2 separate regions of the Homo sapiens genome follow, and region 1 is linked to region 2. Evidence: chromatin loops called from intact Hi-C (ENCODE). Cell type or tissue: Caco-2. All regions are shown on one strand. Links, peaks and the distances in the headings refer to the core of each region. The heading gives the core; the rest is flanking DNA. Region 1 holds the start of OR6C2 (olfactory receptor family 6 subfamily C member 2). Region 2 has its middle 16 kb from the start of OR10P1.

The links. Peaks named below come from ENCODE experiments on the same cell type or tissue, not always from the same donor. Only the 100,000 strongest peaks of a DNase experiment are listed, where the experiment ranks them.
Region 1: a loop joins it to region 2, with 30 times the contacts of the local background. A loop is called at or near these places in 11 of 110 quality-filtered maps.

What each region holds. Positions count from the first base shown.
Region 1 is chr12:55,441,311-55,452,320 of GRCh38, reverse strand. OR6C2 (olfactory receptor family 6 subfamily C member 2) reads right to left here and starts at 8,245. Exons shown (of 2, transcript NM_054105.2): 1 at 8,162-8,245; 2 at 1-994. The coding sequence starts at 107. All of the region lies in intron 1 of LOC124902940 (a long non-coding RNA gene), which reads left to right. In Caco-2, for the core only: a CTCF peak has its summit at 5,841; no DNase peak of the experiment used is centred there.
Region 2 is chr12:55,615,174-55,626,183 of GRCh38, reverse strand. No RefSeq gene overlaps it. Among named protein-coding and RNA genes, the nearest start is that of OR10P1, 16 kb to the left of the region's middle. In Caco-2, for the core only: a CTCF peak has its summit at 6,275 (motif pointing right); a DNase peak (open chromatin) is centred at 6,393.

The sequences.
Region 1 (11,010 bases), core at 1,152-9,151, 170 kb after region 2:
CTCAACATGTAGGTGAGAAATAGAAAGATAAAAAGCAGAACTTGCAGGTGTGGGTCACCTGTCAGTCCCAGCAGGATAAAAGTTCTTATTACTGTGTGGTTTTTCATCACTGTTCTTTGATATCTACCCAATCCTCCTTTAAAAATCACGGTTTATGAGGGGGTAGATATTTGAATTCTATAGCAAAAGGATATGCATCTAGAAGCCAAGCTGACCAGCCTACTTTTATTTTCTCCCTTTATAGAATAATCAATGTTGCCAGTGTTCCAATAACCTTTCTAAATTTCACATATATGAGCAGTGGATATCTCCTTAAGAAATCAAGTTTTGTAAAACAATCCAACTTTTTCTTTGATCATTCCTTATCCATCAGAATTTACAAATGCAGTTGATTGTAGTTTGTTACATGGAATGGATTTACAAATGGGTTAGAAAGAAATGATGTCATTTTATAGGTACTTAAACATTTTTTGTCCAGGACAAACTCTGAATATAGGATATATCCAGGTAATTAATAACATTAATTCTCTTCAGTTGTTATCATCTGAGGATTGTATTAAGATTAAATTACATTTTTCCTGAAAAACAAACAAACAACAATGACAACAGAATACAACCGTTGTCCCTGAGCCTTTCCCCGGTCTTTTTATTCTTCTCTGCTGGCATTCCTTATTCTCAACCCTCTAGTACCTGTAGATGGGTTGATGTACAATTATTTTATCTATAATGTGAGAAAAAGTTGTGTTCAAGGTTTTTACAAAATGAATATTCTCATAGGCTTTCATTTGATGTTCAGTTGTGATTCCTTTCCTTTCAAGCTCCAGAAGCAAATCTACATTTAACACCACTAAATATAGTCTTCTAGGCTGCGTCTTTTTCAATATATCTTTAGGTCCTTTAGAAAGACATCGTATGTTCTCACTTATTCGTGACATCTGAAAATCAAATCAGTTGAACTCATAGACATAGAGAGTAGAAGGATGTTTACCAGAGGCTGGGAAGTATAGTGGGGGGTTCGGGGGTAGGTGGGAATGGTTAATAGGTACAAAAAAATAGAAAGGATAATTACTATTTGATAGCACAATAGGGACACTATAGTCAATAATAACTTAATTGTATATTTTAAAATAACAAATAATATAACTGAATTATTTGTAACTCAAAGGATAAATGCTTGAGGGGATGGACAACTCATTCTCCATGATGTCTTATTTAATATTACCTCCCTGTATCTAAATATTTCATGTGGCCTATAAATACATACATTTGCTATGTACGCATAAAATTAAAAAAAATTTAAAAAGACATTAACGTCTCCTCATCTCACCCCTACTCAATTTATGCTTTAACCCTCTGTGTCCTCACTTTCACCTCCACCCCCTGAAGAATCTGCAAAGACTTCATTACTGTTGAAGCTAAGGGCACATTTAGGTTTTTAATCCTGCCTGTAATTGCTATAGTATTTTTGTTTTAAAGTTCAATAATTCTTTCAATGGGCTTCATGTCTAATACTGATATTCTTTCTATATCTGTCTTTTTATTGTTTCTCTTTTTAGTCTCCTCTTTCTCCATCTGTGAAATATTGGTATTCTCAATAATCTTCAGACCTCCTGCTTCTTGTTTTCTGTTTGTTACTCTTCTTACCCTCTACTCTTCAAGGGTGATTTGATGATCATGTATGTGATGTAGCCAAAGATCAGGTAAAAAGCATTGCTAAGTATACATCACAAGTTGGGTGTTCCACAGACACCTCACATACCACATGCTCTAAGTCAAGTCATGCTCCTTCTTTGAGATTTCTGTTCCACTGGTGTTACCTATTGCTTGTTACAGGTTAATCACTTTCATGTGGACTGCCAGGCTCTTCATGGGCAGGACCTTCCTTGATTTTCCCATCTCATCACTTACCATTTTCTTACCTTTCTTCTTCATAGCTCAAGTTGCCTTAGCATTGACTACTTGCAATTCTTCAATTTTCTACATGCTCTTGTCTGCACAGGCTAATCTTTTGACTGACTGGTGCATACATATTGATTCTTCAAGGAAATGTTCATTTACCCACACAGTGAATGTGAAACTATGCTCCTGTGTCTTTTCCCAAGTACTTATGTACTTGGTTTGGATTATATCACATTGTATTATACTCTTCACTATACTTGTATTTCTCCCGTATGTTTCTGTAAACTTCTTTAGAGACAATATTTTATATATCCTTATTTTCTCTTATATCTGGCCTATGTAGGGTTCTTGGTAAGTTTAGTGAAGAAATAAAACAGATTTGTCTACATAGTGACAGTAAGCTATATTTTTAATGCTTATTCCTGTCAGTTGGTTCAAAGTTCTTATTTTCATACCTGTTTCAAACTGCACTATCATTTTTAGTACATTCTTAGACAAAAGGCCAGACTATTTTCAATTCAAAGTTCTGCAAATGCTATTTTGCTAATACATTTTCCAGAGTTTTTTTTTGCTCTCTGAACTATTTCTTTCTTTACCTTGATATTATAATTCCTTACATGCTATTGTTATCTGCTTGGTTGTTTATAGTAATCTCTTTCCTGACCTTTTCCTTCCTAAGAACTTAGAATTTTTTTTTCCTTTTTTCCAGAATTTGATTCTCATATATCATTTTCTAGAGACTAGAATTGTTTTACTCTCTGTTTTCCTCTTTTTTTAAAGGCCAAAACCACCTACTATGTGTCTAAAGATTCATTTCTTTTCTAAGAGAGACTTCGGATTCTCTTATGGAAAAATCAGGTGGAATTCATACAGATTATATGCATGGATATACCCAAGAAGTTCAAAGATATCCTAATACTCTTAGGATCAGTGGATCTTTAGGGTCACTCAAAAGTAAACACTATGAATAGGAGCTTTGTTCTTTCTCTGTTACATCTTTTACTGCTGTGGAGACTCTGCTTGACACATAGCATGTGTTCAACAATTTTTCAATGAGTTAATGTACCTTTTATACAACTGTATCTGTATTTTTATCTCTTAAAAAGCAGAGTTTTAAAAGTTTTTTTGAAAAACCCATTTTTAAAAAGTATTTTAAAGTTTAGACAATATTAAGCTAAAAGGCTTATACTGCAATGTCAAGAAGATTAGAATTGCTGCTATGCTTATGATTATTACCAAGGTAGAATTTTCTTTTTTGTTTAAATAATTTGCTTTCTTATTTATATCCTAAAGTCTGTTTCTTTCATACCAACACTCCTAGTACATTTGCTGATTAATACAACCTGAATGTATTAGTGAAATAGTCTTTTTATTTGCATAATTCTAGTTCCACCCATCTCTTTCTACACATATTAGAAGGTTCATTTAGTTGCCCAATTTTCTGTGCTATAATAGAACCAACCTCAGTGAGGAGTGTTTTTAGAGAAACAAAAATACTTAGCATAAAGAAATATGAACAAACCTACTTCTTGTAATAGAAAAATAATGTCATTACATTTCCATAGCCTGGAATAATCATGGAGTTTAAAACACTGTATTATTCAGCTTTTCTTTGCCTGGTCAGAACCCCTCCCTCTTTTTCCAGTACATCAGTCCACCTAAAATACTACAGCATTCTAAATTTCTTATGACCCAACACTTTTGAGTTAAGGAAAACAACGCTACAATAGCAGTATATTTCTTTTTTCTTTTCTTTTCTTTCTTTTTTTTTTTTTTTTGCAGTGAATGGAAGCCAGATACAGGATAAGGTAAAAGATATGTGGGTAGGAAAAGTTTAGTTTTAGGTCTTTTTTTTTTTTTTTAATCCTGTCTTTTTTGGTGATTCTATTACCCCTCAGGAGGGGTAATCATGGTTAAGTTTCTTTGCTATGTTGGAATTCTCAGGAGTTTGGAACCAGGTATAGTGAAAAAATAACTGTGACTACTCAGCTAACAGTTTTTAAATTTTTTTCTATAATTAAATTAATTAATTTCTAATTAATGTTATACAAATTCACTCATCCTTATATTTTCAAAATGAACAGATAAATGGTAGTAATTTGGAGAATGCTGGGGAATTTAGAACACAACTTATGAAATGGGAGAAAATATTTACAGACCATATATCTGATAAGGGCTTAATCTCCAAAATACATAAAAAATTCCTACAATTCAATAGCATAAAAAAGACAATGCAATTTAAAAACAGGCAAAAGAGTTGAATAGAAATTTCTCCAAAGAAGACTTATGAGTGGCCAAAAGGTATATAAAAAGATGCTTAATATCATCAATTATCAGGGAAATGCATATCAAACTACAATGAGATATCACCTCACACATATAAGGATGGCTATTAAAAAACAAGAAAAACAAAACAAAAGGTAACTTTGGGCAAGTACATAGAGAAATAGAAACGCTTGTACACTCTGGTTAGAAATGTAAAATGGTGTAGCCACCATAGAAAATAGTATGAAACTTTCCTCAAAAAATTTAAAATATAACTACTATATGATCCAGTAATCCCACCTGTTGGTATATATGCAAAATTATAGAAATAAGGAGTTTAAAGAACTAACTTTACTCTTAAATATTGAGCATTATTCACAATAACCAAGATATGGAAACAACCCAAATGTCCATCAACAGATGAATGGATAAAGAAAATGTGGAATATATAATACAATAATGGAATGTTGTTCAGCTTTAAAAAGAAGAAAATCATGTGATTTGTGACCACACAGATGAACCTACAAGAGGTTATACTAAGTGAAATGATCCAGTTACAGAAGGACAAATACTGCATGATTATACTTATATATGGCATGTAAAATAGTCAAATTCACAGAAGCGGAGAGTTAGAATCTTGGTTGCCAAGGGTTGAAGTGATGGGAAAATGGGGAGTTGTTGTTCAATAGTTATAAAGTTTCAGTTATGCAGGATGAGTAAGTTCTAGAGATCTGCTGAACAACATGGTGCCTATAGTTAACAAACCTTATTGTGCACTGGAAAGGCTTAAGAGAATAGATATCATGTTAAGTGTTTATGTAAAAAAAAAAAAACCCAAAAACTAAAAAGAATCCAAGAAAACTAACTTAAGACTCACAGAAACTTTGGAGGAGTGATGGATATGTTTATCACCTTGATTGTGGTGATGGTTTCATGGTTGTGTGCAAGTGCAGTTTTTAGTATAGATTATACCTCAATAAAACTGTTAAAACGTATATAGTGAGGACCATGAGACTATCTAAATGAATCGTAACTTCTGTAAGTATTAACAGGCTGCAGCACATTCTGCAGAATAGCATTCAGCCCTAGACTCACTGGTCTAAGTTCCTTGTGAATAGACTAGGCTATCGGTGAATTGCATCTACAGGTGTAAGTTCAACAATACGGTTTGGAGAGGAGATAGAATACTTGTTCTGACGGTCTTAAAGACAAAATTTACCTATTTAATTATTGGACCTATGGTTTGCCCTTTTCTACTTTTCACCTTCTCACACGATCCTTTACCTGAACTTTGAGTTTAACCAGCCTCTCATCTCTTTTTCTCTTCAGAAATGCAATGGCACTTTTAATTTTTTTTTCAGTCTTTATATTGTATTGACTAAGAGTGAATATATCTTCCTCTTTTTCAGAAGACAAGTTGTGACAAGTGTATTTTGCCTCCACAGCTTTTGTTCTCCACACTCAACTTTCTAAATTCCCAACCTCTTTTTGCCTGATTCCCTGAGGTATACTGGCTGTGTGCATTTATTGCATGGAGTTCTCCACTCTTCTCAAGGAATTAAGCAGCTCTGGATCCTTCTCTCTCTTTGCTTTCCTGTCAGAGCACATCCACTAAATTCTGTGTTAGGATATGCTTCCACCTAGCTGTTGGAAAATATGATGCAAGCCATGCACAAGGCGAGGCTCTGTATTTTGAAACTCATTTAATTTACACTAAAATTACCACTGGCCGGGCGCGGTGGCTCATGACTGTAATCCCAGCAATTTGGGAGGCCAAGGCGGGCATTCAAGACCAGCCTGACCAACATGGAGAAGGCCCATCTCTACTAAAAATACAAAATTAGCCGGGTGTGGTGGCACATGCCTGTAATCCCAGCTACTCGGAAGGCTGAGGCAGGAGAATTGCTTGAACCTGGGAGGTGGAGGTTGCGATGAGCCAAGATCTCGCCATTGCACTCCAGCCTCGGCAACAAGAGCGAAACTCCGTCTCACGAAAGAAAGAAAGAAAGAAAGGAAGGAAGGAAGGAAGGAAAGAAGGAAAGAAGGAAATTACTACTGTAGTGTTTATCCAATGCTTTACTTTATTCTTCCAGAAATACTTGCATTTGACTAGGTTATTTAGTGTGTATAATTCTCTGAATTAGAAATATCAAAGACATTTGTCACAAGTATAGTTTTCTGGGACACAGAGCTAATACGTTTTAGCCAGGAAATAGGCAAATGAGGTTAGGCCCTAGTGGATAAATTAGAAATTAGAATAGCTGTGGTATAATTACCAAGAGTTTCATATGCACATCAATATTTGAGAACCACCTAGGCAATTAAGGAAGTTTGTTGCCCGCCCTTGACATCATCATCTAAGCTGCCTATCAGTGTTGTCCCTTATGCCATCAGCAATCACCTAATTTATATATTTATAATTTCAGGCACAAATGAAGGATGACTAAAATACTAACTGGCTTCTTTAATTTGCATTATGGGTCTTATTTTGTTCATGTCATCTCTGACCATTATGACATTCTTCAGCAAGAGGAAATGAGTTTATTTCTGTTCATGGAGCAATAACTGCTTCCAGTCCTTAGCCTGCATTAATTATTTATAATGGTAGCTACAAACATATGTCTTATCTGACAACACAGTCTCTAGGGTTCTTGCTATTTCTCCATCACTCAATGAAATTGTATCTCCTTATAAGATACCAATTAGTTTGTTATATGAATGCTTTTTCACCTGCTTTGCGTATAAAAAATTACTGCAAATATCATCAGTCTTCTGGGCCTGGGAAAATGAATTCCTTACTCTTATGGACATGTGCTTCATAAAATCCCATGTGATACATATGGCAAGGCCCATCTTGCTTTAAAGGTACCATTACAGGAAAATACATACTTATGCAGAAAGCCTAATACAAATCTGTTAAGAGAGATGGTACGAATCTGGCATAATGAGAATGAAGATGCTAACAGAGCATACTGGCCAGTAAGACACAGTCAGCTTGTCACATATGCTTACTTCTTAGTACTTCTTAGTGAAACTCTCAAGGTTTTTCAAGAAATCCATAAAACTAAAACTGTTGCCTTTGATTACCTTACTGCCCCCAAAACTGGTCTCTTTGCGAAACTCTCACACTATTCATCATCTTATTCCAGGAAAGAAAAACAGTTCCTTGTTTTCAAATATTCTGAGGTTTTTCATGTTGCCTCAATCCTCTTTCATGCAAATACCATTTTTGACTTTGTTAGATAAAGTCAATGTATTCTAAGTTTTGCTTTTATACAAGCAAAGTAGTGTACTAGTAATTTACTATGCCTTTTTCTTTGATTTTGGTTTAAGAACTAATTTTCTCCCAACTACTTCAGGGTCATGAAAAGTGCAATAAGCAGCATAAACTATGAAGTAACTGAGAATTGACATCCTTTCTGTCATCTTCGTTTTCATGCCTCTCCCTTTGAACACACACTAGGAAAAAGCTATCTTAGTGAAATAGTCTTCTACGCCTTGATCGTCTTGTGCAGTGCAGTGCATCATGAGCAACAACACAAAGGTCTCTCGGTCTTAGTGTCACTTAGACATTAAGGGAGCATTTTTGTTGAACTAATAAATATGAGGGATTGAATTATTTCTGGCCAGACATTTAACCATAAGAGAATATTTACAATTTAGAAAAAAGCTAACATTATAAGCAATGTAATATAAGCAATGTAATATGCTTTTTTGTATATATTCCAAGGATTTGGAAGCATATTTCTGTGTGTCCTTTATATTTTATGGGTGACCACAAACTACTGCATGTGTGACTACACAGGAATGCATAAATATGTCCTAGCTATGATGTTTAGTCTTGTCAAAGATCTGTTAATAGTTTAAAAACATGTTCGCTACAGTTTTCCATATTAAAAATTTGAAACAAGCTTAAACTAGCAAAATTACAGAAGAGTACTCCAACAAAAATTTCTTTCTCTTATCTCTCAAATGAGAAAGTAATTGTCATACCTACCTTAAAATACTTACTGTTTTGATAATTTTTCACGATTTCAGGTGGCAGCTCCCTAATGGGTTGAACTGTGTTGTGTTAAGGAAGTTGTAACTTTGTACTGGTTTAACTTGATCATCAACCTTCAGGTACTTCCTGAAGGATCTTGAGGTCTCCTAGTTTTGCATTTTCACGCTACAATAAACACTCTTTTTAGAAACTTCCTTATTTTACACTTTGGAAATATTTTCCTTGGACTCTGTCATAATGGTAAGAAATTTTGATGTAAGGGAGGAAAGCAACAGATTTCCTCTGATTTCAGAAGAGCAGAGAGTTAGCTTTTCTATCCCCAAAATATTTATTTTTTCTGCTCTATCTCTTGGAAGTGCACTGGGATCATATGAATAAATAGAGGATCCTTAGTGGCCAGGTTCAAACATCACTAATGAAGCTTCTGTGTAATTAACTTTGGCAAAGCAACTAAAATAGGAGGCAACAGAGACACTTTCTTTTGAGAGAGTAATGCAGAACAATAGCATCAGATAGAGGCCTGGTGCCCATGCTAATGAGAAAAATAATGCACAAGTCTGATTCTATTTCCTAATACACTTTTATAAGGATATGAGTATGTCTGTTTTTTAATAATCAAAATATTTTGCTTAATCTAATCCCCCATAATATAATTTGGTGAAGTATCTACCATATATGGAAATCAGTGTGGATGAAAGTTACTATGTATACAGAGATATTGTAAAATCAGTTCATATTGTGTTAATCATAGGATAACTTATTTACATTTGAAAAACAGAAGAAATTACATAGGTCAGATATATTATTTATTCTGTCTACAGACAATGTCTTGTAAGACCATCATTACATGGATGACCTTCAAAAACAGTTCACACCATTAAGAACCACTGTTTCAATGCATTCCAGCTTTGTAATGTTTGTTTCTGGGATTTTTAAATAAGCGTATTTAAAAGTAACATCTCAAACTGACTGTGAATGCTTTAAAAGTGCACAAAATTAGGTTTGGAGGGCTGGCCAGAAGTATTGCTTAAGGTTAAATAACAAAGAGATATGAAAGTCATAGCCTCTATGTAAATTTTTATCAATAAGATTTTATTGTTTCTTTTGTGTATGTTATGCTTCCATCATTAGATTCATTGTCAAGTATTTGTGTAGTTCTATGTTATTTTCAATTATATATAATATATAGTTATATAATATTTACATATTATTTATACATAGCATATTTTTGATATAATGATATTAGAAATTCATTTAATTTTGCAGATTACCATTGCTCCATCAACATTGTTAAACTTAATTATACTATTAAAATTGTCTATAGAATATGTTGAATGTTTTTATGTACACTTCGTAGATTTTTTAATGATTATTCAGGGCCCCTCCATTTAAAAGAAATTTATTTCTTGACCTGTAGACTTCCTTTGAAGTGAAAATATAGCAGCAACAGCCTAGGTTATGCTGCAGTAGTGAAAATTTTAGTAAAGTCATCACCTGAGATAATCTGAAAGGTAGATATATACCAAAAGCATCTGTGGCTTTATGAATGGGAATTTGGAATTAACCTGTTTGCTATAAAGAAACTGATAAAAGAATTGGCCTATTTGGCACTTGGTATGAATGGGAATAGAGAAGATCCACAAACAACTGGGAATTAGATTTGAAGATCCAACCATATCTCACCTCCCCAAGTTAAAAATAAAATTTAGTCATTCTTTGAGGTATATTAAAACCATCTCACAGCAAGAACATGCCAGTGATGTTGCTACCACATTATTTGTTTCAGCCTCTGAATCTATTAACTCAATATCTTAACATTAAGTATGTAATTTCTGTTGGGTGTGGGACTTTTTCAGAAGGACATAGCTCTGCCTTAAAAATCTCTTAAGTTTAAAGTATCTGTAATTAAGTGTAAATAGGCACTTAAAAATAATAATGAGTGAGATTATTGATATATACAAGTAAGAATCCAGCATGTTAAAAGAGGATCATGTTTTTGAGTGGTTAGCCTGGGTAGGAGAGATTGAATGTAAATCAATTTTCTGCTCCACAGTCTGTAGACAAAAAGAAAAAGAAAAAAGAAGGCTAAGAAATAAACTTAGTCCCAAGGGAGTTTTATTTTTCTTTAATGTTTGTTGAGGGAAGTCAGGGACCCTGAATGGAGGGACAAGCTGAAGCTATGGCAGAAGAACATAAATTTTGAAGATTTCATGGACATTTATTAGTTCCCCAAATTAATACTTTTATAATTTCTTTTGCCTGTCTTTACTGCAATCTCCGAACATAAATTGTGAAGATTTCATGGACATTTATCACTTCCCCAATCAATATTCTTGTGATTTCCTATGCCTGTCTTTACTTCAATCTCTTAATCCCGTCATCTTCATAAACTGAGGATGTGTGTCACCTCAGGACCCTGTGATGATTGTGTTAACTGCAAAATTGTTCATAAGCATTTATGTTTAAACAATATGAAATCTGGGCACCTTGAAAAAAGAACAGGATAACAGTGATGTTCAGGGAACAAGGGAGATAACCGTTAGGTCTGGCTGCTTGAGAGCCGGGTGGAACAGAGCCATATTTCTCTTCTTTCAAAAGCAAATAGGAGAAATATCACTGAACTCCCCTTTCTCAGCAAGAAACAGCCCTGAGAAAGAGAATGCATTCCCAGGGGTAGGTCTCTAAAATGGCCGCTCTGGGAACATCTGTCTTTCACAGTTGCAGATAAGGGATGAAATAAGCCCCGGTCTCCAGTAGTGCTCCCAGGCCTATTAGGACAAGGAAATTCCCACCTAGTAAATTTTTAGTCAGACTGGTTGTCTGCTCTCAAACCCTGTCTCCTG
Region 2 (11,010 bases), core at 1,332-9,331:
TGATAATTGTCTGTGGTTTTAGGCAGGGAAGTTTTGTAGTAATTTGTTACATAGCAATGGGTAACTAATATGCCTGGGGATAGTTTGATTACATTGTACCCCTTGCCTGAAGGAGGCAATGCTCTGCACTCACTGGGATAATCACTTACTCTGGGCATGGATTTATCTTTCCTGTCTGCCTGCATCTGCAAGTGTCACCATCCACGGACTTACTGAATGCTGCATTTGTTGTCATGATATTTCACATAATATTGCATCTAATCAAGGAAAAAATATATAGCAAAACAAGTGAGACAATGTGCCAATGCTCACAGGACTCATTGGGATTACCCTGTAACTTCATTCCCCAGAACCACCTGGCCTTTTTTGAACAATAGAATGGCCAATTAAAAACTCAAATACAGCACCAGTTGGGAGAAAAAACCTTGAAAAGTTTGAGTGATCTCTTATAGGTGAGACATAGGCTCTGAACCCCAGACCAATATGTGGTATTCTCCTATAACCGAAATACAATAGCCAAATAGCCAAAATACAAATACAAAATACATTGGTTACCAAGGGGTTGAAGTAGGAGTGGCACCCCTTGCCACTAAACCTAACGACTTGCAAAATATTTGCTTCCTGTCCTTGTGACTCTGGGCTTTGTTGATTTAGATATATTAGTACATTAAGGAGGTATAAATGGCCTTTCATTATCCATTTCACTCTCAACTTTTTAGCAATAAAACTCCCCTATTTTTAGCTGGGCACTTGGTTGTCAAGCAAGAACCCACTGTTATTAAGCTTTCTTGTTTTAAAATGTGATCAAATCACTAAATTTGGGTCAATGATGTGAGCAGAATTCATGTGGGAAACTTCTGGGTTACGGCTATGGTTTGAATGCATCTTCCAAAATTTATGTGTCAGAGACTTAATCCCCAATGCAACAATGTTGGGAGGTGGGGTTTTAAAGGAGTGATTAGGTCATGGGGGCTCCACCTTCATGAGTGGATTAATGAATGCCGTTTTCTCGAGAGTGGGTTATTGTGGGGGCGGCTTTGTTATATGGGCTCTCTCTCCTGTGCATACCCTTTTGCTATTCTGGCTGCCACCTCCTGCAGCACAGAGGCCCTCACTAGATGCCAGCACCATGCTCTGGACTTCCCAGCAGCCTCCAGAACCATGACCCAAGTAAATGCCTATTGTTTATAAATTACCCAGTCTGTGATATTCTCTTACAGCAGCAGAAAATATACTAAGACAGTGATCTCCTTAATGTTCAAGCTGCCTACACAGAATTTCTCTGTCCCTTCCCTTGGGTTAGTATGAGGGTATGGAGGTAACACATACCTTCATACTCCTGTGTATGAGGAGTTGAGGAGGTGGCAGGAGCAAGGATATTGGAGGGAGCTGGATCTTGGCATCACTTCGTATAGCAGATCCACACTGGCAGGTCTGGACCTCTCACCTTTGGAGAGCATATCTCTGTTTCATTACAGAAAAAGAAATTTTAATCTTATTTAATCCACTGTACTATTGAGTTTCTTTGGTATAGCAATTAACCTGTACCTTAACTAACATAGCAAGAATGCTACTACCAGGGACAAAATAATGATTTCATAGAATTAGAAGTTCAGACTTATTTCTGTCCATTTAAGGCTTCTCAGGACACTGTACACATAAGCAAAACAGAGGATAATCTCATGTTAGGTGGGATGATTGATGGTGATTATATTATTGATATAGGGTTGTCATACAATGGGAGCAGGAAGGTGCTCACTTTAAAACCCAAGAGGGAAAACATAGTGATCCTAACCAAACCCCAAACCAACCAAGCCAAACCAACCCCCAAGGGATTGTCTGGTGTGCTGGTTGCAGGGGAAAACCAGTAGAGTAAGACCACCAAAGACTCTATTCTTTAGGAATGAATAATTGGGTTTTCCCCATCAGGTAAGATAATCCTGTCATGAATAATACCATTATACATCACTTAATGATGGAGTACATTCTGAGAATGACTCATTAGGTGGTTTCATCATTGTGTGAACATCATAGAGTGTAATTCCACAAACCTAGATGGTATAACATACTACACACCTAGGCTATATGGTACAGCCTATTGCTCCCAGGATACAAACCTGTACAGCACGTCACTGTACTGATTACTGTAGGCAATTGTAATACAATGTAAGTATTTGTGTATCTATATAGAGAAAAAGTACAGTAAAAATGTGGTATTATAATCTTATGGGACCACCACTGTATATGTGGACCATCATTAGCCAAAATGTCCTTATGCAGTACATGACTGTATATAGATGTATTCAGCCCTCAGGATCCATGGGCTCTGCAACTGTAGATTCAACCAGCAGCAGATTAGAAATATTTGGAAAAAAAAGAAAAATAGCAAGACAACAGTAAAAAATAATACAAATGGAAAAACCAGTAGAGTATAACAACTGTTTACATAGCATTTACATTGTATTAGGTATTATAAGTAATCTAGAGATGATTTAAAGCATATGGGGGATGTGCATAGGTTATCTGGAAATCCTACACCATTTTATGTAGGGACTTGAGCATCCTTGGATTTTGGTATTTGTAGGGAGTCCTGGACTCATTCCCCCATGGATACCGAGGGATGACTGTGTGCATATATATATAGTCAACCTCCACATCCATGGGTTCCATATCTGTGGATTCATCCAACCTTGGATCAAAAACATTCTGGGAAAAAATTCAGGCCTCTGGGCCTAAGGACAGAGAAACTGAGCCAGGCTTTCTCCTCCAGGGGTAGCTCTCCTGCTTCATTCACAGGGATGTGAAATGAAGGTGGAACATCAGCTCCCTAGAAAGGAGTTTGTGTTAAGGCTCTTTGTGGGTCTGAAAACTACCCTGACAAGTCCAGGATAGGTGGTCAACTTGATTGATTGGTGGACATATAGGCACATAAATGGATGGGCAATTGGCCAGATGAACAGAAGATGGATAGGTGGAGATGTGGATGGTTGGCTGAATGACTGAAGGGCTAGGTGACCCCTGAAAGTGGGGGTGATGCTCTCAGAGTGTGTGTGAAGTAGAAAGAGGCTCTTGAGGAATTGCCCCACTGAAGGAGGGGACCTCTGGCTTGGAAGGTCATCAGAGGTCTGTTTTGATTTTGGAATCGAGAAAGACAGTCTTTTCTTAAACTTGAGACCTGACAAAGAATGTCCAATATTTCTATTAGTCACAGACTCTGGGGACCAAGCCTGTAGCCTGTGTGTAGTGTGTATTGCCATGAGTGAGGTGTGAATTGTGTGTAGTTTAAGTGTGATGGGCCTATGGGTGTTTGTGGTGTATTTGGTGGAGGGTAGTATGTGGAAGGTGGGTGTCTATAGGCTGCCCTCTGGACTGATTTTTCTCCAGCCTTCAGCATAGCTTCTATCTGGGGTGTCTGGAGATGTCTTTCATCTCTCTTTTAATCAGAGCTCCTGTTTCTTGGACCCAATGTCTTTCTCTTTCTTAGCTTACTTTTGTTTTGGGAGGGTATACACTTCAGTAGCTCCATGTGCTATTGGATGGTGGAATACAATTTTTGGTACTTTGCACATCTGAAAAAAGTATTCTATTTTTGTACTTGATTGAGAGTTGGCTGGGTATAGTAGTCTAGATGGAATTAATGTTTCTTTAGAATTTCTAAGGTATTGTTTTGTTGTCTTCAGGCTTCCAATGCTGTGTTGAGATATCTGAATCCTTACATAGCCATCTCCTGTTTAATATCAATAATCTGTTCATGAAAATCAGATGTTCTGTGTGAATATGCTACCTGGGAACCTATTTCTCATCACTTTGAGTGGTAAAAAATATTATGTGATACATGTCTACCCTAAACCTTCAACCAATTGCCTAAAACATAATAAAGTAACATGTTATCATAAATAACAAGCTATTATGTTTGGATAGAAAATGCTTAAAACATCACACCTGATCATCAATTAACATGGTTGTTAACAAACAGTTGCGTTGTATGTAACAACATAGCCTGTCTTCTAGCCAGCAACATTCAATACGCACATTCTTTCTCAGGACGCCTATTTCAAATTATCTCTCTGTGTATTTAGAATGTAACCCAAGACTATACAATGCTTTTGTTGAAATGTCTGGAGTTTTTGGAATGAAATATGAAGTTTTCTCACATAAACACCAGCTGAGAATGATGCACATTTAAAAATATTGGGAACATGCTACTTTAATCACCTTAAAATTGCTTTTGTCAGAAACAAAAAGGAGTTTCTTGTCTCTTTTCAGCTTAGAAAGATGTTGAAAAGTTCTTTTGGGGGGTGGGGTAGAGAGAGATTGAGAGAGAGAGAGACTCTAATCTTGAAACTGTTGTGTACAAATTGATTTAAAGGTGTTCAGAGGATTGATTCCCAGAAATTGCTTTCTATTTGGAAATTCTCTTCTGAATATAAATTTTTAAAGCATTTTATTGAGACGTAAAACTTTATTTGTAAAGGTGCGAAATTTTTCTTTTGAAATGCCTACTTAAAAGATGAATATATGGATGTGACCTGGCGAGACAGTTTGGATGCTTGGGACAAATCTGATGAGCAAATATATCTGTAGATTTTAGTGTTTCTTAGATCACCATGATTTCAAGATACAATGAATAGAATGGCCAAGAACTCAAGCCACGTTTGCTTTAAGGCTTTAAACTTTTCTCTAAAACTAAACTAAAAACAAGCCTAATGGCTACTGATTTTTGGCCTGTGGCCATTTAAATGTTTCCGACTTTGATCTGTGATTGCTTTACTTCATCAGGGCTGCTGAAGTCTGTCTCTGTTCCCTTTTTATTTAGAAAGTATATCAAACCTGATACCAAAAAAGTTAGTGATTTGATTTGAGCACCACCCATTTTATGTTTACACGTTAAAAAATTAAACATTTTTTACAGACAGGCAGAACAGAGAAGATTGTAGTGAATCCGCATATGCCAATTACTCAAGTTCTGCTATTTTGGGATTTTGATAACACTTTCTTTGTTTTTTGTTTTTTGAGACGGAGTCTTTCTCTGTTGCCTACAGTGCAGTGGCACGATCTCAGCTCATTGCAACCTCTGCCTCCTGGATTCAAGCGATTCTCCTGCCTCAGCCTCCCGAGCAGCTGGGATTACAGGCATGCGCCACCATGCCCAGCTAACTTTTATTTTTTATTTTTAGTAGAGATGGGGTTTCACCATGTTGACTAGGCGGGTATCAAATTTCTGACCTCCAGTAATCCACTCACCTTGGCTTCCCAAAGTGCAGGGATTACAGGTGTGAGCCACTGTGCCCGGCCTCAATTCTTATATCTAGAAACCATGGATGGTCTTAGAAATACTGAAATCTGGAAATACAATTTTGCTCATTAGATTTGTTCCAAGCATCCAACCTATCTGGCCAGGTCATATCCATATGTTCACCTTTTAAATAGAAGTTAAAAAAAGTTTTGTGTCTTCACAAATCAAGTTTCATATTTCAATAATATATTTAAAAATCTTGTACTTACAAGGAAATTTCCAAGTACAGCGTAATTTGTGAGAACCCTTCCTTTGAAAACACCTTAAAATCTATTTGTAAATGGCAGCCTCGAGGTTACGGGGTTCCTAATTTCCTCTCCCTCCCACCTTCTTCCTTCTCGCCTTCCCATTTTTTTTGTTCCTTTCCTTTCTTTCCCTCTTCAGTTCTTCTTTAGCCTTTATTTCCCCCCTTTCTTCTTCCTTCATCCATATCCCCACCACCCAGAAGGTGCTGCCTTTTGAGGATAAAAACAAAAATTACTTTACACATGTTAAAACAGCATTGCAAATTACAGCAGTTCTGAGCTCCATTGTCCTCCTCCTCCTCATAGAAGACCTTGGCACACATTATTACAAAGGGAGGAAAAGAAAATTCCAAGTTATTGTCCTTCCTACTTGAGGTGTGATGTGGAAAGAGCAGATGTATGGTCAATTATAACAATTTTCTTTAATAATTTTATTTTTATATTTTAAATTTTTCTTTATTTTTCCTTAAAATTAAAAAAAATAAAGACAAGTTTTCACCATGTTGGTCAGGCTGGTCTCAAACTCCTGATCTTGACTGAGCTGCCGGCCTCTGTGTCTTAAAGTGCTGAGATTACAGGTGTGAGCCACCATGCCTGGTGATATTTTAATTTTTATTGAGTGCCCTTAAGGCTCCTCCTTGGCAATTGTATTTAGGCAGAGTTTATTAATCTGTGAGTACTCCCCTTCAGTGTTTGACATTTTCTAAAGAAAAAAGTCTCCACTAGAGGGAAGTGTTTGTTTAGATCATTCCTGGACAGTGATTCCACTGCGTGAGAATTTAAGTCCTTTCAAGAATTTCTTAACACGTGGTGTGTGTGAGACGTTGCAAAAATAATATGTCCCACTAGAGGGAGCCATTTACCCAGATTATCTCTGGAATATTGAGTCTATGACCTGAGAATTTGGTCCCGTCTACACGTAGACATGCTAAAAGCAATGTCCTAGGTCCTCAGCCCCCACCTCCCATTCCACAGTTCCCATGGATGCCTTATACAGGAATTATTTTCACATCATAATAACTTTGAAATGGAAGATGGGATAAATTTGCAAGCTACTAATGCAGTGTGCTAGTGCTTAATATGAGACTGCATATTGTTGGCAGATACAGCATTTGTTTACCTTAACCTGGCTCATAAATTGTGTGTCTATGGGGTTTGGTGAAAGGAAAGAAAAACATTCACTCAAGACTGACTCAGTTTGGGAAGTAAGCAGATGGGTACATCCTCCTCCTGCCTATTTTCTTTTCTTCTTCTTCTTTTTTTTTACTTTGTCACCCAGGTTGGAGTGCAGTGGTGCCATCTTGGCTCACTGCAGCCTCCACCTTCTGGGCTCAAGCAATCCTCCCACCTCAGCCTCCTCAGTAGCTGGGACCACAGTAGCTGAGCCACCATGCCCTGCTAATTTTATTATATTTTATTTTTTTGAGATGGAGTTTTGTTCTTGTAGCCCAGGCTCAAGTGCAATGATATGGTCTTGGCTCACTGCAAACTCTGCCTCCCAGGTTCAAGTGATTCTCCTGCCTCAGCTTCTGAAGTAGCTGGGATTACAGGCGTGCACAACCACACCTGGCTGATTTTTTTTTTTTTGAGACGGAATCTCACTCTTGTCAACCAGGCTGGAGTATAGTGGCACGCTCTCGGCTCACTGCAACCTCCACCTCCCGGGTTTAAGTGATTCTCCTGCCACAGCCTCCTGAGTAGCTGGGATTACAGACACCTGCCACCTCATCCAGCTAATTTTTGTACTTTTAGTAGAGATGGGGTTTCACCATGTTGGCCAGGCTGGTCTTGAACTCCTGACCTCATGCCTGCCTTGGCCTCCCAAAGTGCTGGGATTACAGGCATGAGCCACTGCGCCTGGCCAGCTAATTTTTTTTTGTATTTTTAGTAGAGACGGGGTTTCACCATGTTGCCCAGGCTGTCTCAAACTCCTGCACTCAAGCAATCCACCCACCTCGGCTTCCCAATGCTGAGACTACAGACGTGAGCCACTGCACCTGGCCCTCCTGCCCATTTTCTGAACTTTTTGAGAAATACATATTCAGAGTGGGCAGCTCTAGGCACCTCTCTTATATACCATCTGATAATTTTATTATCAGGGGACAGAGTCCTTGGAGAAGGGTGGCCCAGAAATGCTCCCGACGAGAGTGTGGGACTTCAGGCCACAAGTGACTTTTGAGCTTTTCTGGAGACTTTACAATCTTATTTCACATAGAATATGCATTCAAGTCAGGGTCCTTGGGACTAGAATTTCAAAATCCACCAGGTCAGTATCCCCATCTGAGTCTCACCTTGGAAGCCAGTTGCCCAGTGGGGAGAGCATTGAATGCTCCAGAAGAAAAAGAAATAGTTCTGCCTCAGTTGGCCTCCTGTTTAGAGCTTATTTCCTTGATAACTTCCTGTAGTCTGTGACCATACATGAGAAGAAACCAGGTTCAACTTCCTGATTTTATCAAATCAATTTCAACTTACATGGGAAAACACTCTCTTATCTCAACTTCTTAATCCTAGATCCTTAATCAAGGGTCACCATGTGTTTGCCACATATATTTACTTTTTGTTAGTGTATTGGCTAATTTTCATTGATTCATAAATCACCCTAATACTTAATGGCTTATACAACATCATTTATTTAGTTTATGATTTTGTGGGTTGGCAATTTAGCATAGGCTTGTTTGGGTAGTTCTTCTGTTGGTCTTTGATAGGCTCACCCATGCCTCCTCAGTGGCCAGCTGGGGAGTTCTGCCATGGGGTTTGTGTGTATGTGAGACTATTGTCAGGTGGGATGATGGGGGCAAGTGGATTACGTGTCTTTTGTCATCTAGTAAGCTAGCCCAGGCTTGTTCACATGGTGGTCAGAGGATACGTTTTTTGAGTTTCTGCTCGCATTATGTTTGCTGGTGTCACATTGCCCAAAGCAAGCCACATGGCCAATTCCAGAGTCAGTGTAGAAGGTCACTACCAAAGAGGGTGGCTGTAGGGAGGCAAAGAATGTGTGACCATTTCCTGCAGTCTCTGACAGTTGGTCACATTTGACATGTGGACTATGTGAGGGCTGTTGAAATACAGGAGTAGAGTGAATCCAAGAGGGATTCTAAGGGAAGAGACAACAGGAGTGGGTGACAGATAGTAGGGAAGAGTCAGGGATGACTTCAAAGTGTTTAGTCTCAAAGAGTGAAAGGTTAATGGTGCCATGGATGTCAATGGGGATGATTTGGAGTGAGTGTTGGGAATAAACTCCTCTCAGAGAAGGTGATATCTCTGCATCTCTGTTACCTCAAAAGAGGCAACATGGTGAGGGGCTAGGGATGAAAGGTAATGGGGCAATAGTGACACAGGATTTTTCTTGGTCACTTTGCAACAAGCTGGGGACCTCCAGCTGGTGATACCCCTGCCTGGGCCTTCCTTGGCCACACTACCTGCCGCAGAAGAGAGCCCGCCCACTCAACCCGCCAGGGCCATGCTTGGCTTGTGCACTGGCTCAGCCTGTGGCTGGGCCAGGTGTGCCCCTGCCCGCCTGTGTTATAACTCATACCCTTGTTTAGCAGTTCCTAAATTCTTGTCCCATGCCCAAGAAGAATGAGGATATGCCCACCATTGAAGGTGATGACGGTGGAGAATTTTATTGAGCAACAAAACAGCTCTTGGTGGAGATGCTATGGGAAGATGGTCTCTCATCTGAAGTTGGGTTGTCTCTCTCCCCATGTGCCTAAGTCCGGGGCTTTTATGGGCTCAGAATAGGGGAGTGCATGCTGATTGGTTTGTGAGTACGAAAAAAAGTAAAAAAAAAGAGGCATCACTCAAAGGTGGGCACGATAGTGTTATAAAAACCAATTAGGGAAGGGTAGGCATATATAAAATAGGTGAATGGTGGAGATCAATCAGAGGAAAGTGCACCAAACAGGAAGGCAGGTTCTCAATCTGGTCTGTGGATTTCACTTGTAGCTTGGATTTTGGGCTTTAAACTGTCTTTGGCTTGAAGGTGGGGTTTCATTGGGGATCCGCCCCTATCTACCTTGGCATTTGTCTGCCTCATGCCTCTATTAATAGGGGCAATTCTATTTCAAATAAAGGTGAAGTATAGAAGGAACATTGGATGTGGTTTGCAGAGAAGTAGAACACTGAAATGAGATACAAGATTTGGAGGAAAAAATGGGGATGAGGCAAGAGAAAGTTTGAAGACAACACTGTCTCTTAGGTTTATTTTCCTACAGAAAACCCACAGGGCCCTGGGAGCTGAGGAGTGGTAAGGACTTGGTTATTAGTGGGATAGGTAGTAGGAAGAGAGGTCCTGCTGACCTGCTGGCAAATAAACTTGGAACTTCTCCTTACTGAGTTGGAGTCTGGAAGCCCCTCATTCTTCTGGGGCTAGATGTAGATATAAACTTGGTGGGGGAGCTAGAGGAGATGTTAGCATCAGGCAGAAAAGTGAGAAGTCATCTCTCACCACATGGAACACGTTTTTCTATCTTTCCAAACATCTCATTCATTTCTCTGTTAATGAATTTGTCCCGGATTTGGAATTCTTGTCATCCATTGACTTTACCTGGTTTATTGGCAACAGTAGAGAGAAGAAACTCTTGGTAAACTTCCATCTCTTGTTATTCTTGAAAGTAATCTCTCTTGAGAAATCAACTTTGAGTATTAATTATATGTAGAGTCACTCATTTTTGTTTTCTAAAAATTGAACACAATTTTTTATACTGTTAATTGAAATGGGTATAATGAGTGTTTACATTGAACAACTCCCTAGTGGAGGGCCATGAGCTCTTGGCCTCAGTTTCCTCATTTGTAAAATAAAGAGGCTAAGCCCACAGGATAGGCAGCCTTTAAGATGGCCCCCAATAGTCTTTACCTCTTGGTTTATTCACTTGTGTAATCCCCACCCTTTGAGTATAGGGTTGATATAGTGAATTACTTCTAACAAATAAAATATGGCAAAAGTGATGGGATGATGTTTCTTAGATTAGGTTACAAAAAGACTGGCTTTTATCTTGGGTACTTTCTTATTCACTCAGCTTGATGGAATCCAGTGGTCATGTTTTAAATTATCTTTTGGAGAGGGCTACATGACAAGAAATTGAGGGAATACAACAGCTGATGAGGATTTAAAATTAGCTAGCAACCATAGATGTGAGCTTGGAAGGAGGTCCTCCCTCAGTCATGCCTTCAGATGAGACCATAGCCCTGGTTGGCAGGTTAATGGCAACTACATGAGAGATCTTGAGCCAGAGTAGTTCAGCTAATCAACACTTAGATTCCTGAATCAATGAAACTGTGAGATAATAGATGTTTGCTGTTTAAGCCACTAGATTTTGGAAGTAACTTGTTAAGCAGCAATAGATAGCAAATACAGCTTTTGAAGAGGGGTACTGCCATAACAACTACCTAAAATGTAGGAATGGCTTTGGGGCTAGGGAGTGGGTAGAAGCTGGAAAACTTTTAAGGATTTTAGAAGACTAGTGGTGA